3 separate regions of the Homo sapiens genome follow, and all the other regions are linked to region 1. A link is a loop called in an ENCODE intact Hi-C map of the cell type or tissue named here. Cell type or tissue: dorsolateral prefrontal cortex. All regions are shown on one strand. Each heading gives the region's core, and the rest is flanking DNA. Links, peaks and the distances in the headings are about the cores only.

Region 1 (10,873 bases), core at 1,177-9,176:
GCAGTCAGGAGTTCAAGACCAGCCAGGCCAACATGGTGAACCCCGTCTCTACTAAAAATACAAAAATTAGCCAGGTGTGGCAGTGGGTACCTGTAATTCCAGCTACTCAGGAGGCTGAGGCAGGAGAATTGCTTGAACCTGGGAGGCGGAGGTTGCAGTGAGCCGAGATCACGCCACTGCACTCCAGCCTGGGTGACAAGAGTGAGACACTGTCTTAAAAAAAAAAAAGAATTCTCTATGGGCAGGGATGTGGCTAAGCAAGAGATTTTTTTTAAAAAAAAGATTCTAACAGCTTTCAGCAGAAACTGATATAACAGAGGAAACAATAATTTCAGTCCTTGGCAAAACAATTACTAATGGGCAGTACTTACTGTACTACAGTAAGCGGCATGGTCAGACACATTATGTGCCCAGACTGGAAGGCAAGGTGGGGAGGAATAGGGCTACATAGGGACCTGAGTAACAGGATGGATTGGAACCTTGACATAATGCCAAGCCTTGGTTGTCTGCTACTAAGTACTGCCCCCTTCCTCTTAGAGGATATTTATATATACCCTATGCCAAATCACAATAACGCTTTGTGATCGATCGTTATCCAATTTTTCCAATGCATAAACCATGCTTCAATTTGGTTAAGTTACTCGTTCACTGCAGGTAAATCAGCAGAGATGAGATGCACCTAAGTTGATTTAGCCCCTCCCCTTGGCCTTTCTTATTTGTCACCTATAACAATGAAGATAATAACACCGAAGCACAGGCCTCTGTAGGGAACAAAGGAAATAATGTATATGAAAGCACCAAACACCCCACAGACACTTTCTATATACATTTCTCTAGCATAGTGGTTCTCAACTGGCAGTAATTTTTCCTCCCAGGGAGACATGAGGTAATGGGGATATTTTTCTATTGTCACAACTAAGGCAGTGCTACTGGCTTCGAATGGGTAGAGGCCAGGGGTGCTGCTAAACACTCTACAATGCACAGGATAGCTCCCACAGCAAAGAATTATGACACCCAAAATGTCAATAGTGCTGAAGTTGAAAAAACCTGCTAGTACCATAATACAGGGAACTGGAAACCACACACATGTACAAAGCACAGGAGAGCCTGGCAAGTAACAGGCAGGTCTTGGTATTAGGACACTTGTATATTTGGATCTTGGATCCACCACTTGCTGTTGACAAGCTATTTATCTTACCTGAGCCTCAGTTTTCAAATAGGGATAATGACAGTACTGTATTAGTCTGTTCTCACACTGCTATAAAGATACTACCTGAGACTGGGTAATTTATAAATGAAAGAGGTTTAATTGACTCACAGTTCCACATGGCTGGGAGGCCTCATGAAACTTACAATCATGGCAGAAGGTGAAGCAGCAGGAAGGCACGTCTTACATGGTGGCAGGAGAGAGAGATAGCAAGGAAGTGCCACACTTTATAACCATCAGATCTCATGAGAACTCCCTCACTATCACAAGAACAGCATGGAGGAAACCACCCCCATGATCCAATCACCTTCCACTAGGACCTCCCTCGACATGTGGGGATTACAATTAGAGATGACATTTGGCTAGGGACACAGATCCAAACAGTATCAAGCACCTACATCATGGCAATATTAAGAGGCTCAGTGAGTTAGCTTAAATGCCTGGGATGCGGAAACAATGTTGATATTATTATTAATTAAACGTATAGCAAGCAAAACAGTAGGAGAGAGATAACCTGTTTTACTACACTAGGTAAGAAAGGAGAGGAGAATTAAGAAACATTACAATGACACTATAGTCTTAGTAACAGTCACAGGGTTATTAATGTTTTCCTACTGTGCAAGTGTATCCTGGATTGTATTCACAACAGTTTAGACAAATTAAATCGTTATTAAGTAATATTCTGTTAGCACAATGGAATTAATCACCTTTAACCACTTTGGAAGAAATCCAATAGACATTAGCTTTCTGGAGTTGCAAAAGTTCTTTTCATCATTAACAGTACTCGTTCTATTTCCTGTGGTGCTTTCTTAAGAAAGGCTTTATTCAGAAGAAAATGACTTACTGATAGCATTTAAAGTTGCATCTACCATTGGTTAATACTCATTTTTTCCAGAAATTCTTTTATGAAAATATCACAATACTTTTGATGTGTGCAAACATGAACCTGGATTTTTACACCTCTTGCGGTAACACTCGGTTTTCAACTAACTCACATCCAGATATTCCTGCAATCAATCCTGGGTGCCTTGAAGCCAAGCAGCTCTCCTTTGCAGCATCATCAGAAGGCAGCCTCTCACTCAGATGTTCTGGGCGTTGCTCTCTTCATGCCTTTCTCCCCGCAGTTCTACAGCACCAAGGGCTCCTCTTTTCCCTCCAGCTGCTCACTTCCCACCAGTCTTTCCTCCCCTGCCCCTTAACCAACCTATTGGTGCCATGTGTCCTCTCTGCCACATTCATGGCTGGTAAAAATATTTCTTTTTCCCCAAATCTCCCTCGGACAACAGATCATACTCCTCCCTGCAGAGCCCCTTCAGATTCCATTCATCAGACCTGCTATTCAGGGAACAGAAATTCCTTTGGAAACTTCACACCTTTCTTTATGCCCTTCCGTGGGGAGAGTGTGGGTATAAGGACTGAGGAAACAAAGGGAGGCAGAAACCAACAGAGGTGGAAGGGGAGCTGTGGAAGGAGAGAAGGAGGGATGGTAAAGAGGATGTACAGCTTGTAAGGGAAAGGGCAATCACCAGGCAAGTAGATAGCCCCCCGCCAAAAAAGGCATGGGACTCACAACTCTGTTTCCGTGTGTAGAAACCATTTATATATACACAGCAGAACCAATCAAGCACTGCCACAGCCTCAAGACATTTTACTTATTTCCCTCTGAGCTACCCAACCAGTTGTGAAGTGAGTAGAAGAACATTACCGTCTTCACCCTCTCAGATCACGAAAATTGATACAAAGAGGTTACAGTTTGCCCACCCTCTCCCTCCCAAAGTGGCTGGAAAATGGGGAAAAGACAGGAGAGAAATGGAACCCAGGTTTGCCAAATTTAAGTCTCCTACAAAAGAGATGTGCAAGAAAAGCCGGCCGAAAGAAATAGAATAATGAGAGGCCAGGCAAAGAAAGAAGGAAAGTAAGCACTGGGACTGTGATAAGGGTGGAGGGAGATGGAAGCAGGAAGCGGGCAGAAAAAAGAGTTAAACCGTGACAGAAGAGAACCCTACCCAAGGACAAGCACAGGAGGTCAGCAGTGGACCACCGGCCTCCTCCCTCAGCCACAGGCTCACCTAACAAAGCTAAGCGACCAGACGGAAAACCGTCCTGTAAGAAAACACCCAAATCAGTAAGTCTCACCTCCATTCTTTTCAATATAGGCTTTAATTCAAAATGCACTCAAGGAGAGGGAAGGGAGGGACTAGGACACTGTTTAGAAGGGGTAATTACACTAAATACACTGACCTTCGCTGAAAAATAGAAGGGACAGGTGGCTACAGAAGCCAGCTCTTACCCCTTTTGCCGTCCCCACCCCATACCCCAAACCATCTTGGTTTCTTGACTCCTCTGGTCCAGTAAGAACCTACAAACGTGTTTGTTTGTTTTTGTTTTAACACTTGAGGTTGTGATTAAACAATCCCCAACTCGTCTTCATCTCTTTTTTCTGAAGTTGCTTTTATTAATTGAATTTTTAAAAATCTGGTTTCATCTCCACGTGCATTTTCCCATCGTTCTTCAGATTTAGGAGAAACCCACGGAGGCGCGGCGCTCTCCACAGCCGTCTCTAATGAAGGGAAGCGTGCCTCGAAGTCAGTCCCGGTGCGCCCCCTCCTCCCCCGGCGCCCCTTCCCAAACCCCGTCGGATCTCCAAAGGCTGGAATAGGCGGTGCGGCTGTAGCCCGCGCTGTAATCGTAGGACACCTGATGGGGCGGCGGCGGCGGGGGCAGGGCGCAGTCTGGAAAGAAGGGGGCGAAAGAGGCCAAATGGCCCCGCCCGTCCTCCCCGCCGGGAGAATCCGCAGCGGCGGGGTACAGGGGGCTCAAGGGCTCGTTCAAGGTCAAGCCGCCGCGGGGGGCAGTCAGGGGGCTCTTTTTGGTCGGGGAGCAGCCCGGGACGCTCCAGGGCTCGGGGTACAGTAGGTTTCCCACCACTGCCGGCGGCGGCTCAAAGAGGCCGGGCTCCAGCTCCGGGGGTCCCCGCAGTACGGAGGCTCCGGCGGGGAACACGTCGAGAGGCTCGGCGGCAAGCAAGACTGCCGCCTCCGTGCCGGCGCCGTAGTCGGGCCCCAGCAGCTCAAAGAACTCCACGGCCTCCGCGCCCTTCTCCAGGTCGCCCAAGCTCACGTCCGGCCCCGACGGGCCACACCCGCCGCCGCCTGCCCGGGACGGCTCCGTGAAGAAGGACGGAGGCAGATTGCGTGCCCGCAGCGGGACCTTCCTGGCCCCTGGGATCGCCGTGGCCCCCGCGGGGCCTGCCACGTCCCCTCCCGCGCCCCCAGTGCCCGCACCTCCTAGCCCGGCCGCCGGCGCAGCCACCTCACCCCCCGCCGGCTCGGCACCCCCGGGGACGTGGCGCAGCGAGTCGAAGAGCGCGGCCAGACTTCGGCTTTGCAAGCTGGCGGCCGCGGCGGCCTGCGACGCCTCCCGCCGGGGGGCAGCCTTGCCGTGGGCCGGGGCCGCGACTGTCGGGGCGCTAGGGGCGGCCAGCGGCCGTTTGGCTGGCGTGTCGGCGGCGCTCGGGGAGGGCGGGCCGGGGGGCGCGGCGCCCATGAGGCCGCTGCAGCGCTTGATCTGCTTCTGCAGGTACTTGCGGTGGTTCACCTTCCGCTTCGACTTGCCCGGCTTGTCCAGCGCCAGCTTGATGTTGCTGGACGCCGAGTCAATGAAGCTGAGTAGATCGCGGGTGGCCTCGCGCACGTCCCCTCCTTCGGCTCCCGACAGCAGCGCACCCGCCGGAGCCCCGGTCTCATCGTCCTCGAAACAGCAGCCCTTGTCCAGGGCTCCGAAGGCGCCCCCTAGCCCGTCCGGGGAGCCCCCGAAGCCGAAGGGCACGAAAGGGTGCGTGCTGAGGAGCGCCGCCTGCACCGCCATCGCCGCGGCTCCCGGGCTGTCCGCAGCGCTGCCCGTGCGCCCCCGCCAGCTCCTGCCCGCCGCCCAGACCCAGCTCCCGCCCCGGCGCGGCGCGCGCGGCGCAGCCTACTAGTTCCGGGCCTGGCTCGCTGCGCTGCCTCCCGGGGGAGCTCATTAGGTCTTGTAAGCAAGGGGCGGAGGGAGGGAGCGCGCGGCGACCGTCCCGGTGGTAGAGGGGAGGGGCTTACTTAGCCTGGCTTGGAGGAGTGGGGGGTCGCTTTAGTTTTCTGAGCTTTCTGAAGCTCAACGCCTTAACTCCTTCGTTTCCCTTTGCCCCGTGGTGTTTCTCTTGACTCCTCTAACCGCAAGGGGTGAGGAAGAGATGGCTGGTCTCAAACTCCAGTTCAGGCCCATGAGGCCGCTGCAGCGCTTGATAGGCTTCTGCAGGTACTTGCGGTGGTGCCTCTCCTGAGGCAAGAAGGCAGGAGTCTAGAGACGTGGGTTTCAGTCCAGCTGTATAACAACACCCACCAGCTTCTGGGCGCTTGCTTCTGCCAGGCGCTGTCCATCTATTATCTCATTTAATCCTTGAACAACAGCCCTGTGAATTACATGTTATCGCCATTCAACAAACGTGGACACTGCACCTCAGGGAGGTTCAGTGAGTTGGCCAAAGTCAGATCTAGCCCATTCTGACTCCAAAGCCATTCCTAAGCCCTTGACAATACTTGCGTCCTCTCTTGCCCTTGCCTTTCTCATCTATTAAGATGGGGAAGGAAAATGAGTATTTCTTAAAGCTCTAGACCTGATCCTAAGATTCTAACCTGAGTTTTCCCAGGATTCTCAAGCCCAGTGCTCTTTCTTCTTGACTGTTTGCCACTTGATTGTTACGAGTAACAATTGGCTAACAGTAAATTGAGGCCAGCAGTGGCCCATCTTTTATTAACACATAGCAGGAGGCAATGGAGAAAGGAGTCGATCTGGCTAAGCCCCCTGTTACTTGAGAACACTGTGTGTGTATAAAACTCTCAGCATGTTAGAATAAAAGATGGATTGGAACCTCTCCCCTACCTGTCATACCATTTAGGTTATCCCTGGAATTTTCATTGCATTTCAGGGATCATCATGAAGTTCACTTAAAACTAATTTCACCTGGGCAATCCTCTTTGGGATAGATAGAGAAAATGAGCAATAAGGTCATTTTCACAAGAGATTCAGAAGAGGCTTGGGTTCTGGTCTTAGCCACCACTCAATAACCTCATGACTTAGGTTGAAATCCTTGCTCTGCTGAGTGCATGGCTTTAGACAAACCAGCGTACTCTCTCTGTTTAGCTTACTCATGTTAAATGCAGGTAAAGTTGCCCTCCCCACAGGGCACTTGTGATATTTAAATGATACATTGTTCCATAGCCTGGATGAGTATTCACCCTTACTTCTCTGAAACACAAAAAGGTGACTATATCCCTTACGTGTCTTCTGGATCATAGGGTGTTCATGAGCATTAAGTGAGATCATAGATGCTTCTCAATTTGTGATAGAGCAACAACATCCTGATAAACACATTGTAAGTTGAAAATATTGTAGGTTAAAATGCATGTAATACACTGATTCAAGTTGGAAAATCATAAAGTTGAACCATCATAAGTTGGGGACTGTCTCTATATGAAAACACTGTGTGTGTGATAAAGTGTTCTCTAAATAAGTTACTCTAGTTTCGATACAGAGCTTGCATAGGAGAGACATAGACCATCTCTTTCAAAACTCTTTTTATTAAGCCTCACTTTGTAGATGTAGCGAAACCATTTTTGAACACCATGAAGGCACAGCCTTACCAAAGAAAAAAGGCCAGATGGGCCATCAGAGAAATACAAATCAAAACCGCAATGAGATACCATCTCACACCAGTTAGAATGACGATCATTAAAAAGTCAGGAAACAACAGGTGCTGGAGAGCATGTGGAGAAATAGGAACACTTTTATACTGTTGGTGGGACTGTAAACTAGTTCAACCATTGTGGAAGACAGTGTGGCGATTCCTCAAGGATCTAGAACTAGAAATACCATTTGAACCAGCCATCCCATTACTGGGTATATACCCAAAGTATTATAAATCTTGCTGCTATAAAGACACGTGCACACGTATGTTTATTGTGGCACATAGCAAAGACTATTATTCACATAGCAAAGACTTGGGACCAACCCAAATGTCTATCAGTGATACACTGGATTAAGAAAATGTGGCACATATACACCATAGAATACTATGCAGCCATAAAAAAGGATGACTTCATGTCTTTTGTAGGGACATGGATGAAGCTGGAAACCATCATTCTGAGCAAACTATCGCAAGGACAGAAAACCAAACACTGCACAGGTGGGAAATGAACAATGAGAACACTTGGACACAGGGTGGGGAACATCACACACCGGGGCCTGTCGTGGGGTGGGGGGATGGGGGAGGGATAGCGTCAGGAGATATACCTAATGTAAATGACAAGTTAATGGGTGCAGCACACCAACATGGCACATGTATACATACGTAACAAACCTGCACATTGTGCACATGTACCCTAGAACTTAAAGTATAATAAAAAAGAAAGAAAGAAAAAAGGCCAGATGAACATTTTTCATTTAGAAGATGAAGTAGCCACTTCCCAAACCCACATAGCTGAGCCAAACTTTTTATTTTAAATTCAAATTGGCTCAATTATCATGGACTTTTCATTTGAGTTACACACAGCATTTTGTCCTCCATGGCCGAACTGTCTGTTTTACTCTTGGTGGTATTCACATTCAGAAAATTGTGCAGACCTGTCACTGATTTGTGCTTCTTCCACTCCAGATGTGGATGTCAGCACTGCCCATCCCCTTTCCAACAGGGCCATTCCATAGGCTTCCAGGTCTGGCAGCCAAAAGCACTAACTTTTTTTTTTTTTCACCTTCTGTCAACTGAGCACTCTTACAAGTCCTTGGACACCAATTGCACAGTACTCTACATTTAATCGACATCTTATTCCGAAAAAACTCTTAATCCCCAGGGTTATCTAAATCCTAAAATCATATTCAAAATAAATGGAATATGAAAAGCTTCATATGTAAAAGTCTTTCTTCATTTCTATTGGAGTTCTGCACATCAAAGTTGATTTGAAGTTAGATGAGGCCAGGTTCAAATTCTGGCCCTGCCTATTGCTATTGAACTGCTTGGACAAGTCAGTTCATATTCCAAAGGCTCAAACTCCTTATCTGAAAAAAGGGAATGGTCATAATTGTTCTCAGGGTGAGAATTACATGACATAACAGGCAAGTAATGCCTCTGAATCTTACTTTTCTCACCTGCACAGTGGAGATAATCTCAACTCCTCAAGGTTGTTGTGAGATGGTATATATAAAAGCACCTCACACAAAATAGCAGTTCAACAAATGTCCATGTTCTTGATTCCTTAGGCCCCACCCATTCCTTACCAACACATTACCCTATGAAACCAGCATCATTTGTCCTTTCCCTCAGCAAAGTGAGTGACTATTTTCAAATGCAAGAGAGTAGCTATACTTGGGGGTTGTAGAAACTTACAAAAAGACAATGAAATACAGGAGAGAGAGTGCTAAAACTGGAGCCGGAGACTGACACTGGAGTCCAGTCCTGCCTTTATTATCTGACTGCCTATGGAAAAGTCACTTAACCTTCAGGACCTCGATGTTCCCATCCATAAATGGGGAATAATAACATAATCCTATTTGATAGGGCTATTGTGAAAATCAATAAGATAATGGAAATTGAAGTTTTTGTAAACCATGGAGCTGAAATTCATGGCTTAGAAGTTCTATAGCCTGATTCACAAAATTGATCCTTACAAATAAATATCCATCCAGTCACTGATTTTTTCCAACAGAAAGATATTGACACCCACAATGTGCTCAGCGCTATGCTAGTACTGGGGATACAGAGATAAGAAGCCATGATTTCTACCCTTTGGGTGGAAAGACAAATATGCAAACAAGCCATTGTAATATAATGTGATACATGTCCAATGGAAGTAAAAGGACCCTCAAGTCTGCCCACAGGAGTTGGAGAAGGCTGCATAGACATGCAGCATTTGAGCTAAGACTTAAATGATATATCTGACTGTGTAAAGCAAACACACAATATCTGTGGCAGAGAGAACAGCCTGGGCAGAGGCATGGCTAAATGAAAGCAGTGGTGTTTATGGGAAAATGTAGGCAATAGGGCAACAAAGAACAGCTTCTGCTTGAAGTAATTCTATACCTGAGACCAAAATAAATCCTTAGAGCTTCCACTGTCCAACTAAATTGTACATATAGACCCAGCCTCAAGGCCTTGGCTGCTTTTTCCCTTGATCTCCTTTCCTTTGAGGAAGAGCTCTATCTGGAATGAAATTGGTTTCAGTAAAGTTAGTAGCCAGCTCTAGCCAAGCCCATCAGTCCCTCCTCCTACTCCCTGAGTGAGCACATTCATTTGAGTGGCTTTGACATCAATACATTTCACTTCCTATGGAGCAGAGGGACCCGGCTCCAGCCTGCAGTAGGGGCTCTCTGCAGAACTCCAAACTAGAGCTCTTTCACCCCAGTGACGCTTAATGCTGTGCAAGTGGGATTAGTCTCCTTGGGAACCAAGTCCCCCAGGGGCTCAAGGGCTGAACTCGCCCCAAACCGTTTGGGAGAATTGAGATTTCATATTGTTCTTTTACACTTGGATTTCAGGACATTACTTAGACAAAAGCCCACCTGAGAGCTGCCTCCTTTCTTGTGGGTAAATATAGCAGCAGGATCAAAAGCTGACTTATTTATTTTGTTTTCGTCTTTTGTAACTTTAATCATATTCCCTGCAGGACAATCTTAGCCCTCAGAGATGTCAGGAATGTACATTCATAATGAAAGAAATAATTATGCATCTGTTTTTCTCTCCCTTCCCAAACCAATTTCCTGTCATTCATTATTTTTTAAATCTCGAATAAAGCAAATTAATTCCTGAATTTTACCACATGACTTATAAAGTATCATTATCATCATCACAATAGAGTGTTACCTTACAAATTGTGCACCCTCACAAATGTCTCTTGTTTTCTTTCTTATCGTTTTCCCCTGCAAACCAGATTCTACTAACACTAGATTTTAATTTATGTCTTAAAATATTAGATGTTATTCTGGTTATCTATAGTTATATAACAAATTACTCCAAAACTTAGTGGCTTAAATCAACAACCATTTTATTACATCTCACAATAATATGGGTAAGAAATTTGAGGAAGAGCTGGCTAGGTGATCCTCCTGGTTCATGTGACGTTGACAATGGCTGGCCTGGAGGATTCAACATGGCATCATTCACATGACTGCACCTGCACCTACACATACTGGCCTCTCCAGTATGTTGGTCTAAGAGTACTCAGACTTCTTATGTGGAGCTTCAGGAATACTGGAGGCAGCGCTGCAAGAGGCCCATGTGGCACCTGCCAGGCTTCTTATGACCTAGCCCAAGAATTCCCAGAATGTCACTTTCACAACTTCCTATCGGTCAGGCAAGTCATTAAGGCCAGCTCAGATTCAAAGGAAGGGAAATTAGAATTTACCCCTTAATGGAAGAAAAGACAAAGAATTTGTTTGGTATGTCTCTTAAATCTCTTTTAATATATAACCACATACACTTACTGTTTTGTTTTCTTTGTGATTTGTTTGTTGAAGAAACTGCATCTTTATCTTGTCAACTTTCCCACATTCTGTACTTGGTTGGTTGCATCTGTCTCTACGATGCCACCTAACATGTTTCTATGGTCCATGTGTTTCCTGTAAATGAGAAATAGTTGT
Region 2 (10,873 bases), core at 1,059-9,058, 110 kb after region 1:
TTTTAAAAATAGCTCTGGTTAACAGGTATGTAGTGGCATCTCCTATTTCTATATAGACTTGGGGAAATTCTTGATTAACTTGTTGCTATTTTAATAGCTGACAACCTAATGTTCAACTCAAAACATGGAAATTTTGAAGTCCCAGTCAGATACACATGGAGTCTGCTCAATTAACTCTAATGTGAACCAGTGGCAACTGTGTGACTTCTTAAGGAACAGTGTAATGTAGAAAAACAAACATGGGATTTGTAGTCAGGCCATGATAGAAAGCTGGCTTTATCACTTAGTAACTAAAACAAAGCTGGATGAGCTTTGGCAAGTGATTGAACACAGTGACCTTCAGTTTCCTTCACAGTAAAAAAGGGGCTATAAAAACTACTTCACAGGGTTGTTGTGAGGATTTAACCAGGTAATTTATTTAAAGTGCCTCATTTAGTACTTGGAACAGAATGAAGTGGGCACTTCAAAAGTGATGAATACTGAAAATTTTTTATTACCATCAACAACAACATAACAATAATAAGACAAATTAAGAACAACAGATGATGCTTTATTTTGTGCTGGAGAGTTTTTTTAATATTTAAAAAATTTTGTTGCTGTTGATTTTTAAGACTTTCATAAAGCACATTGGTAATAGAGCAAAAAATCCTATCTCTTCTCAGCATCCTATCTTTCAAGGCATAGGAAAACATGACAGGTAGCACTGTTGTATTCTATGTTGTTATATTGTCCAGCATTTCCCTGGTTCTGTTTTTTCAGATATTCTACAAATGTTCCACCAACTGAAGTTTATCTTTGGACAGCAAAAACTCACCTGAAAACAATGTTTGTGTGTGAACTAATGTTTTTGCCTCCATACATAGTAGTGATCCAGGAGGGCCTTGGTCTCACACCCCACTGTTGAAAACAGTCATCAGAAAGTTCCTTTAAGTTCCATGAGTGAGGTTCAAACATGTCATCGACACCATTAGTACAAAAGGGCATGACTACTTCTGTGCAGGCCTAAGAAGCAAACCAAGAGAGAATCCAATTAGAAAAATGAGGCAAAAAGAGGTTAAATAAATTACACAAAGTCATAATGCTGGTAAGTAGTGAAGGCAGGGTTTGAACTCAGGCAAGGCAGCTTCAACGCCCTGTTCTTTACTTCTGCGCCATATAATCTCTCATTATTCTTAAAAAGACTTGGCCAAGAAGTCACGGAAGTCAGGATTATGTCCCTTCATAGCAAACTGCTTGATTTCACATTTATTATCACATTTAACCCTCAAAACAACTCTGCAAGGAAAGTTTATTATTATTAGTCTCATTGTGCAGATGAAGGACAAATTAGACTCCCTTTCTTTTATATGTCTATAAAATGCTTCCTTTGTAGGACTTATCAAGATCTATTGAAATACTACTTACTTACTTTTTTACTACACTAGATTTGATCATGTACCATTTATCTTTGTATCTTTGAAACCTAGAGGAGTGCCTGACACATGTAAGAACTCAATATCTATTTGGTGATTATTAAATGAACAAATGAATGAACAAGAAAACTTGTCCATAGTATCACAGCATAAGGTAACAGAGCCCAAAACTGGATCCAGGTTAGGTGACAAAATCTTGTGTACCCTGATTTTTTTTTACAGCACAACTGTGTCAGTGAAAAGTAAGTTCCACTTGGGGAAATTATACATATTTACCTGATAGCTCCAACCCAGTGTTCCCAGACTGCTAGTTGCTGTCTCTGAAATATTCAGGCATTTCACCTGGCCCGAATAATTGTAATATACATTCAGAGCTTGGAAAATATTCTGCAGCAGCAGTGAATCAGATACATTGGGATTTTTCAAATACTGGCACACTACCTGTCATTTTAGAAAGATAAATGGGGAAAGAGTCAGAATATGAATATAAAATGACAGTTTAATAACACAAAGAAGAAATATGATTTTGATCTGATCATAAAATATTCTTAAGCTACTAACTGCAGTGTTTAATTTCTCTCTTGGGTTTAATCCCCTCCATAAATGAATAAACCTCTTCAATTACTCCTTAGGCTATAGAAATAAACCGAAGTCATTTGCATGGTATGCAAAGTCCTCTCCATCTACCATCTTAGCTTCCTCTTTGCTGCCTTTGCTCCAGCCTAGGAAAACCATTCCCCACCACACCAGGCTCCTTCCCCTTTGCCCTTTCTCACCCTGAAACACTGTTTTCCAACTCCTCTCCCACTCCACTAATGCCTTTGAACACCAACTCATCTTTTACAACACTCAACTCAAATATTACCTCCTCTTCAAGGCCATCCTTGCCTATGTTTCCAAGTTGGGAAGAATTAAACCTCTCCCTTCTTGGTGCCTCCATTATACCCTGTACCTATTTTTATCACAGCCCCTGTAATGCTCTACTTCACTCACTTGATTTCAGAATGTCTCCCTCAGTACTTAGCAAGGTATCTGGTAAGTAAATGTTTGCTGAATGAATTACTATACTTTTATAAAAATGCAAAATTTATAAAATCTCGTATGGAAAAACTATACCAAGTTCCAGCATCTGTCGTGTGATAAAAAGCATATGCTGCAACTCCCCAGCTCCCAAATATTCCTATCACTATCCTATAAAAAATGCCTGGAATCCTAGCTATAAAAATCAGACAATATTCAGGGTTAGGAGTAAAGGTGAGGACTGACTAAACAGAGCCAGTGCAAACTTTCTTGGGTACAGAAATATTCTATATCTTAATAGGGTTACATGAAAAATGATATAATTTGTGTATTTCATGGTATCTAGATTTCACCCCTCCACCACCAGAAGAAGAACCATACACAAATATTGAACTCTTGTTAATGATAATAAAGCTGAAGTATTTAAGAGGAAGATGTCTGCAATTTACTTTAAAATTCATTTTAAAATAGGATAAATTAAAAGATAGATGAAGTGATGGATAGGTGAATATATATGTGACAAATCAAATATAATAAAATATTATTTATTGAATTTAGATGTTAGGTTCATGAGTGTTCATTGTCCAATTATTTTAACTTTTCCATATGTTTCAAACTTTTCATAATAAAATGTTGGAGAAAAATAACAGGCAATGGAATCATAGCTGAATAATACTAACAACAACAACAGCTAGTAATTATTAAGCCTTGGGTTTCCAACCAATACACCATGTAATCTTCAAAGAACCCTATCAGATAGATGATTGTCCATTATTTTACATGAAAAAAAAAACCTGATTCTTAGGTTAAGTCATCTTCAAGGTCACTCAGTTGGTAAATAATAGGGCCTAGATTTGTTCCCAGCTGTCTCTGGTTATGAAATATACATCTTATCCATTATGACACACAGCTTAGGAAGTGTCCACCTGTAAAACTACAAATAGTCCCAGTGGCAAGGCAAACCCAGTAAGCTTGAATCTCTATTGACTCTGACATGAATTCAGTAATCTGGTCCTTTTCCATTTCATACGGAAAAGATTATATATATAATAGACTAGTCCTGACAAAAAAAAGACTAGTCCAGAGAAGAAGCCAGGAAAGGAGCCCAGTCACCCCACCTCAGGGAGAGAGATTCTGGGCAGCAGGAATAACAGGGCCTGGGCTGGGGACATGCTCCCAGTCAGGAAAGGAGGGTACTGAGAAAGGATGCAACCAAACCCAGCCCCTCATCACAGTTCTGCCTGGCACCAGCTGCCAGCGGGGGAAAAAAAAAAAAAGGAAAACTGTAAAAGAGAAAATGAATTTTCAGGAAAATTCAATGCCTCTCCCCAAATATATTCTGCACCACAATATTTCCATGGAATGTTTATTGGTACTTTGTGGAAAAATGTTTCCTAGCCAGATAGTTTTGAGAAACTGTATATTAGCAAATGTGAACAGTTTTCCTGACTGGTTGTTATTATTATATAATCTCAGATGATTTCTCAGAACCTTTAACATGCTCAAATGTAATATGACTTTCCAAAGGAAGATGGAGTGTGCATCATTGCCAAAAGTTTTCAGAACTGCTGAATGTGAGAAAAGTCAGAAATTAAGATGTTCAAATAATTGGATATATCTTTCAAAAGTAACTGTGAGGTCATAAGAATAAGGAATACCAGGGTTTAGGATGTACATGAAGAGAGAATTGAGCTAAACTGAGAGCTAATTAAAAGTCAAAATAGTGTTTATTTTGGCAACTCTCGATTTTTCATGGTAAGTCAAAAAAATACCTAACATTTGCATGGCACTTTTCTCAGAAAACATTCCTAGGAAATATGTCAATAAGAAATAACTCAAGACAATATGGAAATCAAGAAACAATCATAAGATATATTAAACCATCTATTGCCAACAGTTGATCAGCATTCTTTCCTGAACCTGGACATAGATTCAGCTCTTTCAAAATGCAGCACATAACTACAAAGTAGACACATGGAATGCAGAGAAGCGCCTTATGTTCAAGGACAGCATGGTAGATGGGGAAGGGCGACAATGCAAGCTGGGCAGGGGGAGAGGAGGTAGTGATGTGCAGCAACAAGTGGCCCAAAACTCTGGAAAAGAACAGTAGCAAGTGAGTGTGACTCACATGCTGGCATCAGAGCCCCTCTTAGAGCTTAGAACACTGGGCCTCTGTCAGGCAAAGAAAAGGAGTCCCTATGAATAGCCATCTCCACAAATAGCAGTTACTGTCACTTCTTAAAAGACACAAGCATGGCTGGAGACCGGCACTGGCTGACAATACTTGGGTTTCAGCAGCCCCAGTTACACAGAGAGAACATCATGGTCAGAGACTTGGCCTCTGTATGATGGAATTCCAAGTCCAGATTAAGGGCACTCCCCAGGCACTGTGCTCTGTGAGGTCAGATCACCCTTGGAGTACTGGATCCAGCTTTGTACACAACTTACGAAGGGCACCGACCAACATTAGAAAATCTAGAAGAGAGCAATCGGGATGGGGAGCTGAAAAACAGCTGAAGCAACCCTAAAATTGGGTCATTCCCCACCTTTCATCATTACAAATAAGGCTACAATAAATACCCTTGGGGCTAAATCTTTCTTATATTCTTAATTGTTTTCTTGGGATAAATTCTTAAATTACTGGCTCAAAAGAGATCAACATGTTTAAGGCCCTTGGTACATCCTGTCAAACTGCCTTATAGAAAGGAAGTGCTGATTTTTAATTCTACTACTATGCTAGATAGAAAGCCTGAAAAAATGTCACTTAAAATTTTTTTGCAAAATATTTGCAAATTTAATATGGAAATTTTATTTTAGGTAAGTCTAAATTTCCTTTCTAACTCAAAGATTTTGTGAGTCCAAGCATCATCCTCTACCATTAAAAAACAGAATCTCTAATATCTCTTTGCACTTCCTTAACAATTTTGGTAGCAGAGTGAATGAAGTTTCAAAAAAATACTGAAGTCATATTAGCCAGACCTCAGCACTATTCCTATGCTTATTTAAAGACTAGAGTAACTCAATGCCAGGCACAGTGGTTCATGCCTGTAATCCCAGCACTTTGGGAGGCCCAGGCAGTAGGACCACTTGAGGCCAGGAGTGCAAGACCAGCCTGGGCAATATATCAAGTCCTCATCTTTACAAAACATTAAAACTTAACCAGGTGTGATGGCACGTGCCTATAGTCTCAGCTACTCAGGAAGCTGAGGTGGGAGGATTGCTTCAGTCAGGAGTTCCAGGCTCCAGTGCTATGATCACACCACTGCACTCTAGCTTGGGTGACAGAGTGAGACTCCATCTCTTAAAAAAAAAAAAAAAGACGAGTAGTTTAAAAGGAGATATTCACATACTTTTATCAAATAACTGTAGGATGCATAAAATACATAAATATTAAATTGAACCATATGAAATTCTCACATTTATAAGTCAAAAACAGTCAAATATCAACAATTTTGTCTTAACCTCATATAATACTTTAGCTTAACCCTGATAATGTGCAGATATTACTGACGTGACAAAAGCAAGCACTTGGCCTGTTGATTGTTTACATAGAGGCTGTGATATAATCAGACAACCATCTCTGTCCAAAATACTCAACACCCAGGTATCCCTGAACTTACTTTCTATTTATTTTGTGAGCCCTAGCAAACGGCTTCTTCTAAACAATTTCTACATAAGGCGTGTCATTCCTACACATACTGTAAATGCGCTGAAATGTGAATAGCTGGGACTGAGGTTGCTAGTACAACTACTGAATATTCTTTGATGGCAGGGCAGGTTCTTTCCTCACAATAACCAAGAGAGCACCATATAATGATCATTCCCATTTCACAGAAGAGAAAACAAGCTCAGAGGTCTGGCTACAGATACACAATTTAAAAACCATGAATGCAAGAAGCGTATGATTGGGTTTTCATGCTCACGTGTGAAATGGACCACCCTCAAACCTGGTTATGCTATCAGCACATTACCTGTCTGATGTGGGAAAAAAAAAAAAAAAAAGCACTATGAATATAGGTCTCAACCCAGACGTCAACCACAAAGTCCTGGTATAATCATCTGGTTTCCCAATATTACATAATAATAATAGCTATTATTATTTATAACTAGCATCAATTTAGTGCTTTTACTTTATACCAGATGCTATGAAATACTCATAACAACCCTAATAAGCATTACAATTGTTATTATACACATTTTGCAAATGAGGAAACTACAGCACAGAGAGGTTAAGAAACTTGCCCAAAACCACACAGCAAGGAAGTGGCAGAACTGGGATTCAAATACAGACTCTAGTAATCCCAGTTACTCAGGAGGCTTAAGCAGGAGGATCCCTTGAGCCCAGGAGTTCAAGGCTGCAGTGAGCTAAAATCATGCCATTGCACTCCAGCCTGGGTAACAGAATGAGACCTTCTCTCTTAAAAAAATAAATAAAAGAAAGAAAGAAAGAGGCCGGGCGCGGTGGCTCACGCCTGTAATCCCAGCACTTTGGGAGGCTGAGGCGGGTGGATCACCTGAGATCAGGAGTTCGAAACCAGCCTGGCCAACATGGTGAAACCCCGTCTCTACTAAAAATACAAAAATCAGGCACAGTGGTGGGTGCCTGTGATCCCAGCTACTTGGGAGGCTAAGGCAGGAGAATCGCTTGAACCCGGGAGGCAGAGGTTGCAGTGAGCCGAGATCATGCCATTGCACTCCAGCCTGGGAGACAGAGCGAGGCTCCGTCTCAAAAAAAAAAAAAAAAAAGAAAGAAAGAAAGAAAGAAAAGAAAAGAAAAAAACACAAATGCAGACTCTCTGGAGCTTCCAACCACTGTAACTATATTGCATGTATTCAACTAAAAGCTAAAAGAAAAATAACAACACAAACAATGCTTAAATACACCTGCTGTCTCATGCTTAATTTTTTAAAACAATTTTCCTAATTCTTAGATCATCTTTATATTTTTCTAGGTTTATTTGTTTTGGCAAAAACTTAGAATGAATTTTGTGGCAATATGAAATCATAAAACATTAAAAGTATGTAATAGTAAAAAAAAAAAAAACAACTGTAAAATAGTAGAGTGATACGGCATTTCCTAGAATAAAGATGAACATTCAGGAAACAGAAAGAGCATTAGAAAGTCCATTTTACTCATTCCAGTTTTAAAGTGTATAGAAATAGTTGAGAAAATAGAACATTCATGCAACCTTACTACCAAACTAATCAGATCTGCAACCAAGTATTTCAGTTCTGCCCTTTAATCCCACATGCACCAGACAAAGTAAAGATAATGATTTGTTTAAAAGTTTTAAGTGTTCCTACCTATGAGAGTACACATTTAAATAAGAGAAGGAAAAGGGGGTCAAAGAAAATTTTTTAACAGAGGAAGGAAAGAAGATATGTTGGGGGAAAAAAAAAAGACCAATCTCCTCTCAGAGCATGGTCCATCCACATTAGAGAAAGGATTAAGCAGATACATTCAGCTTTTCTAACAGATTTTCTTTCTCTAAGGCTTCAATACCCCTCTCACACTCACTCAGATAATCACATTAGTTTTGTCATTAAAAGCTCCCTTTTCATAGAATGCACCTAAACCGCTTAAACCACCCAGAGAGGTCGCATACATTACCAAACACCAAGACAAACGGAAGAGATTTTTCCATCTTATGTCATTATTTCACTATATCTATCTACATGCACAGCAGCCTATGCTGAAATATTTGAGAAGTTATCAGCTGAAATGTGATTCCAAAATTAACAAATTACAGCATCCTTTAAAGTTGCTCTTTAAGCTGGGAAGAAACCTAGTAGTTTTCATGCTGACAGAACAGTCAAATGACAGAGGGGTTTTCTGTTTCCCTTTTCTCTTCTTCCTTGTGTTCTACCAGCCAAGTCCATGATTATTTCTGCATGAATGTTGCAGCTTCTGTTAACAGTAAACAAAAGCAAATGGAGTCTGAGTGTGCAAAGCCCAAAGACAAATTAAAAGGAACGATACTTGAATTGACACGGAAAATGGCATTTAGTCGCTGCCCATGGATCCTTCAGAACTGTACAAGGTCCCAGACAGAATTGGAAATCACCTGCTTTTTTTCATAACCTAACTGTTACATATTATCTCACCATCCTAAGCCTGAGTTACAGACTCAGAAAAGGACGCCTGTTTGTCAGCCCTTTAAAAAGGAGGAAGTGTATCAGAGGGAGGAGGAGTTCTGGTTAAATGGAACTATCCAAGTGAAAGAGCAGTCCCCAACTGGGTAGTGTTCCAGGGATTAGTGGGTTGGGAGAACACAGAGGGGGGTCAAAAAAAGGAGAAATAGAATGAACAGTGAAAGAAAGTGATCTGAAGCTACAAGTTTGGGAGGGAGACGTAGTGGAAAAATTCTGAAAATCAGATGGGTAACTAACTATAGGATGAAATTGGAAACAGAGGCAATGGAATTTCTCAAGCAGGGGGCAAGAGATAAGATTACTTCTGGTGGGGTGCAGGCTGGAAACAGAATCATAAATACCAGCAATCAAGAATTCCTTGATCTGTCAAAAGAAAGGATAATGTCAGTAAGAAATAACTGAAGAGAATGACAAGAATTAATCCTGGATAAAAGAAGTAAAGGGTGACTGTGAGGGAAAGACCTAAAGATATCTTACCTTAAAAATAAACTTTTATAATGCATATATATAAAGCATAAAAGGATTGCAGTAAATCAAAACTAGATGACAAAATATTTGAGGTATACTCTGCTGGTTTTGAGTAATTATTTAGAAGAACAAAGGATAAAATATTTATTCACATGTAAGACTGAACAGCAAAATATCCCAAAATGAACATTAAAGAGGTAGGGAGAAAACCAGTTAGACTGCTCACTATTCCAAATTGTGGTACACCAACTAACATTCAACAGCTATATTTCTCCAGCCTTTTTCTAGATAAGTGGTTAGCAAAGTACAAACCCCAGGCCAAATCCAGCCCACTGCCTATTTTTACAAATAAGTTATTATTGGAGACAGCCATCCTCAATTGTTTATGTATTACCTATGGCTACTTTCATGCTACAACTGCAGAGTTGAGTAATTGTGACAGAAACTATATGGCTCGCAAAGCCTAAAAATATAGCCCTTTGAATGCAGAAAGTTTCTCAACCTCTGTTCTAAATAATGAGAGAATTCCCCATATGTTTTTATCATCTGACAACTCATTCATTCTTCAAGTGAGAATAAAGATACAAATGTAATTCTCACCTTGTACACAGATAGATATAGAGTTAAATCTGATAGATGTCACCCTGTGAGCAATGGTCCCCTCAATCCTCAGTCAAGTTTCCTCCTAACCCAGTGCAATGCAGTAGATGATCAGAGGCTCTGAACAGTGAAGACCCAAGTTCAAATCCTACTTCTACCACCTCTTAGTTGAGCTTTAATTTCTTCTCCATAAATCTTGGATTATACCTCTTTTTCTACACAGTACTTTTAAAAGAATTTAGTGAGACAGCATACATGAAAGCGCTTTGTAAATAGTAAAGTAATATGGACAGATAAAGCATTATTAGCACATAGATGTTTATGGAGATGAACTAGTTTAGATTTAGTTTTTCCCTATCATTTTGATCCAGGTTTTCTTTTCTTTACTTTTCTTTTTTTGACGCAGGATCTAGCTCTGTTGCCCAGGCTGGAGTACAGTGGCATGATCACAGCTTACTGCAGCCCCAAGCAATCATCCCGCCTTAGCCTCCCAAGCAGCTGGAACTACAGGCAGGCACCCCTATGCCCTGCTAATTTTTTTGATTTTTAGTAGAGATGAGGTCTCACTATGTTGCCCAGGTGGGTCTCAAACTTCTAGCCTCAAGCAATCCTCCCACCTCGGCCTCCCAAAGTGCAGGGATTACAGGGATGAGCGACCATGCCAGGCCTATTGATTTAGGTTTTCTAACATAAAACATGATCTGCTCTTTTCAACAACTTTGTATTGTTGAAATTCATTCTAATTCAATATATACTTACCTCTGGCCTGCTATATGCAATACACTCACTGGTCATTCTACTTTTTAAATGAAGAAAAATAATAGCAAATGAACTTGTTTAAGTTACAAATTTTTAAGCAAGGTATACATGTAATAATTCAAAGGGGTGGTTAAATTAAAAGTGCATTTGAAACCCGGCTCTATATCGCCAATTCTATTTTCACTTCCAACACTCATTCTAGCTGAAGAGTTGGTTATATTCTCTAAATTTAACCATCAAGTTGGCCAGCCTTTGTTTTTAAAACTAAAAGGAAAGCTCTTTACAAAGAAATGCTTAAAATGAACATACACAATAAATAATTTTGACATGAAAAGAACCTTAAAATTTATACTGTAATGTGTCCTTATACTTTCCAAAGTGTTTCACATCCAACATTTTATTAGATCCTCAGCACAACCCTATTTGGTATGTAAGTACTGTTATTCCCTTCTACAGAGGAA
Region 3 (10,873 bases), core at 708-8,707, 130 kb after region 1:
GTAGAACAGGAAAGCTAAACTAAAATGTAACTACAACTTTACCTTTTCCCATTCCTATTTGTATATTTTTTTCTCATTTGCACTGGCTTTGTTTAGGTTTTATTCATTCATTCATTTAACAGACATATATCACCTTCTATATGTCCTGGACACTGACAATATAACACTAAACATACAAAAATTCCCACCCTTGTTTTTACCTTCTAGAGACCATAATCAAAATAAACTATACACAGTAACATTCTTATCCGTTTCCCTTATATGCTTGTTCACTCTAGAAACAAGCTGAGATTTTATAAACAAAACAAAGCAAAACAAAAACAAAAAACTTGCAAAATTCAATTCTCTGGGATGTTCAGGCAGTCCATGAAAAATACAATAAAATAAAATAATTCAATTCTCCAAAAATTGTACATTATTCTTTTCATTTGTAATTCTTTAAAGCTGAATATGCAGACTTATTGGATATCTGTATTTAATTCTTTTATGAACTTCCTATTCATGTGCTTTTGCTATTTTTCTATTATTAGTGTGTTAATTTTTTTGTTATTTTTTACAGAACTTTACAATTAAGAACAGCAATGTTTGGTCATACATATTGCAAAACATTTCTTCCAAGTTATCATAATAAAAGTCAAATTGAGCACTGGAATTTCATGAATCTGCACATACCGTGTTATTACAAAACCAGATAATGTCCCCTTCATTACCAGTGTAGAAAAGTATTGATCCACCATTTTTCTTCCAGTATTTATCAGCTACTAGGTACCGCTGATTAAAAGTTTTCACAGTATTAAATCCAAAATGATCAACCTGTGATAAAAACAAAACAAAACATATTTCAAAGGAAAGTAATAAAATGAGATCAACATAAAGGTAATTAATTCTTCCATTAAAATCAATCTCTACTACAAAAATAATCACAAGAAATTTTAAACTTCACTGTTTTATTATTAATAGTAATATCGATATTATTATTTTGAAATCATTTCCTTATATTATAAAATAAAGTAATATTTGCTATTGGTGATCAAGATTTTCAATGTAAAAGAAAAAATACAATTATAAAATCAAATAGCTACTTAAAAACATAATGTTAAAATTGAATTGTAAATACAATGTGAACCCTTTTTTAATTTTTAATGCATTTTTAATTGGCAAATAAAATTTTACGTATGGTGTATATAACATGATGTTCTGAAATACGTATATGCTGTAGAATGGCTAAATTGAGCTAATTAACATAAGCATTACCTCATATATTTATCATTTTTTGTGATAAGACCACTTAAAATCTACTCCCTTAGCAATTTTTAAGTATATAATACATCCCATTATTTTTCAAAATACAGTTTTCCATTACTATCTGAATTTTCATTGTACAAACTTTCAATATTAAAAATTCATGAACTAAATAGACTACTGAAAAGGTCCATAAACCTTGTCACCCCAGCACACCATAGATATTCTAAGTTACAAGAATTTCATGTCTATATCATTCCCACCAAAAGAAATTAGGGCTTATTAGTGAAGTGGCTGATTGACATTTGGGACAAGGAAGCTGCAAGATAAGCTTATGCATTTTGCTGTGCAAGGAAGCAAGAAAGTGCTCACAATTAATGGAGAGTTATATTTAAAGAAGATAGGAACCAACCACAAGGAACTATCACTGGCAATCATTTTAATAAATTGAACGTAAAACAAAAACAAATTAAACATAAAAAGAATAATGACTGTAGTTAATTGAAACATTCAATTCATGAAACTCCATTAGTCCACAAAAATATTTCTAAAAAGGAAAGAAAGGAAAAGGTTCATTTGCCACCATTTGTTTATTAAATCAACTCTTACTCTGAAATTGGGAATTAAAAAGTAAAAAATTCAACATTTAACCTGCCTGTCCAACAGAACTGTGTTTGATGGCTACGAATAGTCCCAGTTAATAAAGAAGAGCTGTGTTTAGTCAAATGTCAGCTAATGTGGAAGGAATGACAGAATTAGAATATGACAGTTCTGTAAAGTTACTGATTCAGGCAAGAATTATCAATTGGTGTTAAAAGCATTAGGAAAATGAATAATATGAAAATGAACATTCATATAGTATCAAAGTAATACAATAGAGAATACTCGCTTGTCACAAGGGGAAAACATAACTACAATGGAAGGATCAGGCTGCTATCACTTTAATCTAGTAATTAATTTTGTTAGTATCATCAATGGTAGAGCACGCAGGGATTATGTATCTCCTCATGTGGCACAACATGAAGCACATATCACCTATGACGTATTCCTGCCGAAAATGTTTCATTTCATCTTAATCCAGCCTTTAGATCTAATTTCCAGGTTCCAGGAAATATAAAGGTAAAAGAGCAAGTTGAAGATATTTCAAAGGGACAACAGATACTGAAGGTAGAACATTTTACAAGACAATTGACAAGGCAATATCATGAGAAAGGACTATTTTAGATTAAATGAATTTTAAGGAACATAATAACCAGACATAATACATGACCCTGGATTGGATCCTAGTTTGAACAAACAAGATATACACAATGATGTAGGGACAAATGTGTAATTTTAATATGGACTAGTTATTAAATGATACAGGTTGAGCATCCCTAATCCAAAAATCCAAAATCCAAATGCTCCAAATCTGAAACTTTTGAGCACCAACATGATACTCAAGGGAAAGGCTCATTAGAGTATTTCAAATTTTGGATTTTCAGATTAGGTATATTCAGTCAGTAACCATAATATGACTATTACAAAATCAAAAAAAAAAATCCAAAAAAAAATCCAAAATCTGAAATGCTTCTGGTCCTAAGCATTTCAGAAAAGGAATACTCAATTTGACCTAAAGACTTGTTCATTTTGTCAAAAGTGTTCATATTGTTTTGGCTACATAAGAAAATGATTTCTTAAACGGAATTTTAAATATATTTTTGAGATTTCTTTTTACCCTTTGAGATTTTTTAACTTACTATTTAAAATGTAATTATCAAATACTATAACATGGTAAGATTCATGTACAACAATCTGAATTTACAGATTTACCCTGCAGCACAGAGTCTCACTGAGCCTTTAGCATCATGGGGGCTAAATTCCTCAGTGCTTTGGAAAGACAGAAATGAGAATGCAGCACCCAGTCTGGGTCAGACATAGGCTGTTCCAGCGCTGCTCCAGTCTCCCAGGAACAGTGCTTAGTTTTGACCTAAACCAGACCCTGTAAGACTTGCCTAGGTCATTCTAAAACAGATGGGACTTCCTGCACCCAGCTCTATCTACACACACAGTTCCCATTCATACCACTGGTCCCAAAACACAAGTGTCTCAAAACTTTACCTAACTGCAAACTTCCTGGTATCTATGATCATCACCATATGTAGTCCTAAAATATGATATTCTAATCTAAAGACTGTCTACTTTTCAGGAAAATAAGCAGTTTTTATGGACGAGGTATGTAATAATGATGTCCATGTGCTATAAACCCTTCCATTATACATGTTAATTTACTCAATCATTCACTCAACAAGAATCTATTGAATTCCTATTTTGGGCCAAGTACTAAGCTAAGCAATGGGATAAAGAGTTGGCTGAGCTGCAATCCCTGAATTTAACTTAAGCTAATTCAACTATATCCACTCAGCCTAAAAATGAAAGGGCAAGAAAGGCAGACAGACAGTGAAAGGAAGACGGATAAGTGATTCCACCTGCTTCCATTCAATTAGTACAGTGGTTCTCCAGGTGAGGTCCCCAGACCAGCAGTATCAGCTTCACCTGAGAACTTGCTGAAAATGCAATCCCCTTGGCTGAATCCCAGACCTACAGAATCAGAAACCATGAGGGTAAAACCCAGTAAACTGTGCTTTAACAAGCCGTACAGGTGATTCTGTAAAGTTTTGAAAACCACTGAGTTAGAATAAGCACCAAAATAGACATTAATTTGTTATTCCTTCTCTTGTTCTAGGTTTCAGAGTACCTGAAATACTGTAAGTATCTCATCATGCTGAATGAGACTCTGGTGTCTAAAGATTTGAATTACCACTGAACATACCCCCAAATATAAGCTAACTGTATCATTTGAAACTCAACATGAGAAACCACCACAGGAACACCTTTCGAAACTCAGCAGGTTTCAACAAGGGAGGAAAGACTGACTGTGTTGGACTTAAAGAAAGGAAGCTCATGGCTCTCTAACAAGATGCCTTCCCATGAGATTCTTGAAGATAATTTTGCCCTAATGATTTTCACCTCACCCACTGACTACAGAACTGAGTCTTCATGTAAACTGAGATATTGCCGTAGCCTTTAAAAGCATCCCACAAAGAAAAACATTAATAATCCAGTCTAAAATTTTCAGATTTGAAAACATGGGTATGTGTTTGTATATGTCATGCTAAATATAACTGATATAAAGTTCTTGCCAGAGAAACACTTCCATCTAGAATCACAAGGGCCACAAGAACTTCAGAACCAGAGAAAGCCAAATTCCCTTGTGTGGCCATGCCCAAGGTACTCCTGCTCCCAGCAATCAGCCTTGATTGTTAAGATTGGGGAAAAGAGAGAGGAACCCTGGCAAGAAAGCAGACTTCGGAGTTAAAAGACCTGAACTTGAATCTCTTCTAACTGTGAAGCCTCGGGCAAATTACTTAACCTCTCTGAACCTTAGTATCTTCCTGTATAAAATAAGGATAACCACATACAATTCAAAGGATTTCTGTGAGGATAGGGAAAATGCACCTAATGTACCAGGCATAGTTCCAGATATATACGTGCTTAAAAGATGTTAGTTCTCCTCTCTATCCCATTTGCACACCAATCCTAAGCACGGAGTACTTAGATGGGAGACAGATTAAGTTCTTCACAGAATTACAGGACCTTAGAATGTCAAAATCTCCTATTTTCTGAGTGCTTCACCTAGGTGCTAAACAACTGGAAATACGTAGTGAAATGTTCTTTGCACAACATGAATTTACAGAATTTCCTTGGCTCCTTCCTATCATCAAGGATATCAACTTCTGGCTAGATAACTAGATAGTTTTCAACACCTAATGGCCAGGCACACTAGGGGCAGCATGCCCTCTGCTGTTGAGAAGTGGGACCCACGTGCCACTCCCTGTTCTGGGCTCCTGAATAAAGATTTTATGAATTACAACACGGAAAGGTCACAAGGGCCTTAGAAACCATTCCGTCTGTGTTGCTCAACTGAAGAAATTAGGCTCGAAGAGGTCACATGACTTAGCCATGGTCACAAGGCAGAGGCAGAGCTAGAACTTTATTTTTGCAGTTTGGTTTATTGAACCAATTAAAATAAATAATAGCATGGTAAAGACAACACCGTATGACCTTGGAAAGGAAACAAACCTCTCTAGTCATGCACAGCAGTTCTTTCTAGCACGTGGTCCTAGAAATTTCATTTTTTCTTTTTTATAATTTTTTTTATGGCCCAAGAAATTTCAAAACATGCTTCCCCACTTTACCATGTGGAGGAGAAATAGATCTGTGAGAATGGGTAGGCAAGAAGAAAAGAGACCATCCTTTAAATGATGTTTATTGTATAAAAGTAATTATTTGGACTTTAAAACCACTCAAGAATAAAGTTCGCATCCAGAAAAATCAGTAGCAACATTACATCTGTTAGTTTTGATGGCAACTTGGGGACAGCGGGGGTGGGAGAGGTGGGGATGGGAGGGAATAACACAGAGCACCTACCACGTGTCTGCCACAGTGCTGTTGCTCTACACAGATCCCTTCACCATCTCGGCAGTTACCCTCTGGGGCCACTTTCATCACCCAGTTTTAAAATAAGAAGGCTGATGCTCAGAGAGGTCAGAGAGCTTGCCCAAGGTAATGTAACTAATAATTAGGAATCAAATGTAATTCTTTTCATGTGCTTTTAACCCCTACCCAATCCCGCCTCCAAGAAAACCCAGATCTTTATACTCCTTGCATTATAACACGCTCATGCAGATAAAGCTGACTATAAACTTCAACCCTCGGTAGGCGACACTTAAGAGTGAGTATCTTTCTCCTAAATTTGCAAAATGAAGGACAAATCTCCCAGCCATTTACTAACAGTTACATTGCAGAATATGTGGAATGTTGGTCTTTTCACTGACCTGACAATAATTGTTACTACACTACTATTGCTAACTCCATTAGGCCACTGATAAAACCAAAATCACATTGGCTCCTTCTTGGCAGCCTTCGGTTTTAGAAAATTCAGTATGCAGTTGGATTTATTCAGGCACCCAGACATCTAATAACAGTTAACTAAAATTTTACTAAAGATACAAAAAGTATACCCAGAGATATACATGACCAAAAAAATTAACTTACGCCTCCAATAAATCAAAGCACCTTAAAGGAGTTTTTCATGTGCTCTGGTTTCCAACTCTAATGCAGAGATCTAAAATAAAATAAGACCCTCTTTCTCCCATTTGATGTGTGTGTCTTATATTAATTTGGGGATTGTGGGGTTACATTCCATTAGAGTTCTTAAATGGAGACTGACAGCTTTCTGGGCAAGCTTGATATGCCCTGAAAGGATGGACACTTTTATGTTAGAAGAACACGGGTTCCCAAAGAAGGACTAAAACATGGAAGGAAGGTGGAGTTTAGACAAGCCCTAGATCTACAGTTGGAGAAGGATGGATGTCTAGGAGTGGATTCCTACTAAGTTGTCCCTCACACATGGGCACCCTAGAGGTAGGACAAGATCAGAGAGCAAGCCACATCTTATGAGTCAGATCTCTGGCTCTTGGATGACTCCTGGTTTATTTCTTCTTTATTATGTCAAGGCCTTTCAAAAACCCTGCTTAAATGTTCTACCTTTACTCATCCATACAATGAAGATACCAGAAAGTATTGGAGATTAAATTTGACTTAAAGAATTAAAGAGGAAACGGTATCCCCCAGTGAGTGTAGTGGTAGCAAAGGAAATGTTTACAAGTCCCTCCAAGAGGAAGGTGAGTCCAAGAAGATACTGTCCTCCCTTCCCACGAAGATGCTCTCGTCATTGCCAACCTTAGAGGGTCGAGCTTCCATCTTAACAAAAAGGGTGGAAGTCCTCTCAGAGATATGCTTCAAAGGCAATCATCTTCGTATGTAATAAGACACTGCTCCTCTTTACACATACTTCTATAAGTGTTAACCAGGAGACAGAACTGCATTCCCTGACTCCTATGCTTTTTTTTTCCTAACATGCCCCTAATCTTAAAAATGAGACTCTTAGAAATAAATTTATTTAAAGAGAAAATGGTAAATGAGAAAGGGAAGCAAATAAGTGATAATGGGAGAGTCCATCATGGGGAAAATTTAGTGCCCCAGCCTCCTATACTCAGATGGTTTGAAAGGCAAGAACACAATAGCTACCACAGTGCCCTTGTACATGGCAGATACTTTATAGATAATTGTTTTTAATTTTTTTTTTTTTGAGCCGGAGTCTTGCTCTGTCACCCAGGCTGGAGTGCAGGGGCGTGATCTCGGCTCACTGCAACCTCCACCTCCCGAGTTCAAGCAATTCTCCTGCCTCAGCCTCCCAAGTGGCTGGGATTACAGGTGCCCACCACCACACCCGGATAATTTTTGTATTTTTAGTAGAGACAGGGTTTCACCATGTTGGCCAGGCTGGTCTCAAACTCCTGACCTCAAGTGATCCACCTGCCTCAGCCTCCCAAAGTGCTGGGATTACAGGCATGAGCCACCGCGCCCGGCCATAGATAATTGCTCAACTGATGCAGTTTAAATCTTCTAAGTAAGTGGTTCTTGTGTTTCTGATTATGAGGTTCCCTTCTTAATGTTAAAATTATCACAGATGTGTTATATATTAGTAGCCAGTGCTTGAGAAAATATGAGAAGCTATTATAAATTCAATAATGGTATAAATAAATATCACAACAGCATCTATCTATGTGGAAAAAAAAATTGTGCTTAGTAACCAAATGGGGAGAGAAAACACCCTCTCGAAAAATTCTGCAGTGCTTAATAACCTTTCTTTCCTCAAACCAAGAACTCCTGGGCCCAGAGGGGGAATTGCTAAGTTATCAAAATGCTGTGAAACCAAAACACTCTTTGCTTTACTGCTAAAACAGAGGTGAAAATATCCTGCCGTTGAGAATACCTAAAATGCTCCAGTAAATCAAGAAATAACATGTTTTGACAAATAACAGTTAAGTGTTTCATTAGAGGGAGATTCTATCTGTTGGTCAAACAGCTCTGTGAAAGCACCACATAATCAATGCCTTCCCACGGCTTCAGGAAGCTTTGTACTAGAAGAATTACCGGGCCACAGCTCAAGCTCCCAAATTAGAGATAAAGTGCTGCTGTAATCAAGCACTGCATATAAATTTTAGGAAATGACACACCACCAGAGGGCGCCCTTATATAAGTAGTAAAGTCGGAAAGACCATTACTTTTTTTTTGTTTGTTCTCTAAGAGACGGGGTCTCCCCTCTGTAGCCCAGGCAAAGTAGAGTGGCCAGATCATAGCTCACTGCAGCCTCGAACTCCTGGGCTCAGGCGATCCTCCTTCCTAAGCTCGAGAGTAGCTGTAACTAAAGGCGCACACCACCACACCCGGTTTGTTAAGTTTTAAATTAAGTTTCAGAAAATCTTAGGACAGAAAGGGAACTTAGATCTCAAGTCCAAACTCTTGGATAAAAAACAGACACAGAGGCCAATTATTTTAAATCTTTCTTTTCTAAATAAATATATTATATGTTCACATGATTGAAACAACAATCATCCCCCTTCTTTTTAAAGTCAGGATTCAAAATCTGTGCTGTCAGAAACCAGGATATTGGTTACCAGTGCAGGGGAAAACTGACTGTAAAAGAGAATGAGGGGATTCTGGAGTTAGGATAATGCATTGTTCTGTATGTATAATAAGATAATTCAAAAGCAGATTGATAAACATTTAAAATCTCATTGAAGATATATATTATTTTACAAGATACATGTTTATATTTCTATTTCACTATACAGGCATATGTAAATTATATTGCACTAAATCACATTAATATTAAATTTTTCTTTCATTTAAAAATACTTATTGAGTGCTCACTAAAAGGCAGGTATTAAGAAAAAAACTAAGATACAATTCCATTTCTCAAGTTCTGGAGAATCTAACAGAAATGATTAATGTGCTAGTAAACAACCAAGCAGTGGTGTGGTTAAGTTCTGTATACAAAGCACTGTGGGAGCTCAGAAGCCAAAGTCACCACCCTGCCTGAGGAAATTACAGAGGGCTGCACCAAGGAGGTAATATCTGAGCTGAAACACAGAGAAGAATTTTTTTTTTTCAGGTACAAAAGAGCATTTCAAGCAAAGGAAGAAAAACATGTGCAAGGCTATGATGAGCTATACAGAATGAGCATAAATTCAGGAACTGTTGTTTTACGGCAAGAGGTTTATGAGGGGAAGACATGGGAGATGAGATTAGACTCACTGGGCTGCCACAATGGCTCACACCTTTAATCCCAGCGCTTTGGGAGGCTGAGGCGGGAGGATCAAATTGAGGCCAGGAGTTCGAGACCAGCCTGCCCAACATGGCAAAACCTCTTCTCTACAAAAATACAAAAAATTAGCCAGGCATGGTGATACACGCCTATAATCTCAGCTACTTGGGAGGCTGAGGCCCGAGAATCACTTGAACCTGGGAGGCAGAGGTTGCGGTAAGCCAAGATCACACCACTGCATTCCCACCTGGGTGACAGAGCAAGACTCTGTCTCAAAAAATAAATAAATAAATAAGGAAAAAGAAAAACCTAGGCCAGGTGCACTGGCTCACACCTGTAATTCCAACACTTCAGGAGGCCAAGGTGGTAGGATCACTTGAGCCCAGGAGTTCAAGACCAGCCTGGGCAACATAGCAAGACCCTGTCTCTACAAAAAATAAAAATATTAGCCGGGTGTGGTGGTACATGCCTATAGTCCTAGCTACTCAGGACGCTGAGATCAGAGGATCCCTTGAGCCCAGAAGTTCAAGGTTACAGTGAACTATGATCATGCCACTGCACTCCAGCCTGGGCGACAGAGTGAGACTCCATCTCAAAAAAAAAAAAAAAGAAGAAGAAAAGAAGAAAAGAAAGAAGGAAGAAAGGAAGGAAGGAAAGAAAGAAAGCGGTATAGAGAGACAGAAGAAAGAGAAGGAAGGGAAGGGAAAGGAGGAAGGAAAGAAGGAAGAGAGGGAGAAAGGGAGGAAAGAAACCTAGCTGAAATCCAAGATTGTTTCTCTAAACCAACAGTGAATGAAAAACATCCACTGGAAATAGACTCAAATAGGCAGGGACTTTTTTCTGTTTTGTCCACTTCTGAGTACACAGTGACTGGAATAAGGCCTGGCATGTAGTAGAAGACCAATGAATATATAGAGAGTAAATGAATGCATGCATGCATCATGGCTCTGCAGTTGGTATAAAAACAAAAATGAGAATGGAAAGCAAAGTTCCCAAGAAGGTCAAGTTTGTGCAGGTTCATTTATTGGGTGGGTCTGTTCCCAGCTTTGGAAGAGTTGCACAACACTGTAGTTGGATGTGCCTTTTGCCCAGTGACAAATCACATGCCTAATGGAGAACCCAAGCCTTAAATCTAAGAGCACCACATAACATTTGGACTGCTGAGGAAGCAGGAAATGCATGCCTTCTGCTGGGTGAAGAAACAGTTCTATATAACTACAAATAATATGGACAGAAGGCCAACATTGCAGGGAGTGCAGGAGAAGGACTAATCAGCATTTTACCAAAGCATATTACCTAAAATATAATTGATCTTGGTGACAAGGTTATAAGTCAAAGTTTTTAAGACTGGAAAGGACTTTAAAGTCATGGCTGTCAGCCAGGACACAATAACTTTACCTGAGAAACAGCTTTCTG

What was found. Peaks named below come from ENCODE experiments on the same cell type or tissue, not always from the same donor. Only the 100,000 strongest peaks of a DNase experiment are listed, where the experiment ranks them.
Region 2: a loop joins it to region 1, with 4 times the contacts of the local background. A loop is called at or near these places in 7 of 110 quality-filtered maps.
Region 3: a loop joins it to region 1, with 5 times the contacts of the local background. A loop is called at or near these places in 25 of 110 quality-filtered maps.

The regions. Positions count from the first base shown.
Region 1 is chr11:82,728,656-82,739,528 of GRCh38, forward strand. It overlaps FAM181B (family with sequence similarity 181 member B), which reads right to left and starts at 5,209. Exons shown (of 1, transcript NM_175885.4): 1 at 1,285-5,209. The coding sequence starts at 5,074. The coding sequence ends at 3,794. In dorsolateral prefrontal cortex, for the core only: no CTCF peak of the experiment used is centred there; DNase peaks (open chromatin) are centred at 3,910, 4,498 and 5,186; H3K4me3 peaks cover 4,767 bases; H3K27ac peaks cover 5,083 bases.
Region 2 is chr11:82,837,573-82,848,445 of GRCh38, forward strand. It overlaps PRCP (prolylcarboxypeptidase), which reads right to left. Exons shown (of 9, transcript NM_005040.4): 7 at 1,689-1,853; 8 at 815-1,002. It overlaps LOC124902840 (small nucleolar RNA U13), which reads left to right and starts at 6,313; the gene lies at 6,313-6,413. In dorsolateral prefrontal cortex, for the core only: no CTCF peak of the experiment used is centred there; a DNase peak (open chromatin) is centred at 4,589; H3K4me3 peaks cover 1,645 bases; H3K27ac peaks cover 7,322 bases.
Region 3 is chr11:82,859,305-82,870,177 of GRCh38, forward strand. It overlaps PRCP (prolylcarboxypeptidase), which reads right to left. Exons shown (of 9, transcript NM_005040.4): 2 at 673-813. Among named protein-coding and RNA genes, the nearest start is that of PRCP, 36 kb to the right of the region's middle. RefSeq lists an enhancer at 8,269-8,528. In dorsolateral prefrontal cortex, for the core only: CTCF peaks have their summits at 5,092 (motif pointing left), 5,299, 8,375 (motif pointing right) and 8,576; DNase peaks (open chromatin) are centred at 5,097 and 8,377; H3K4me3 peaks cover 1,711 bases; H3K27ac peaks cover 5,870 bases.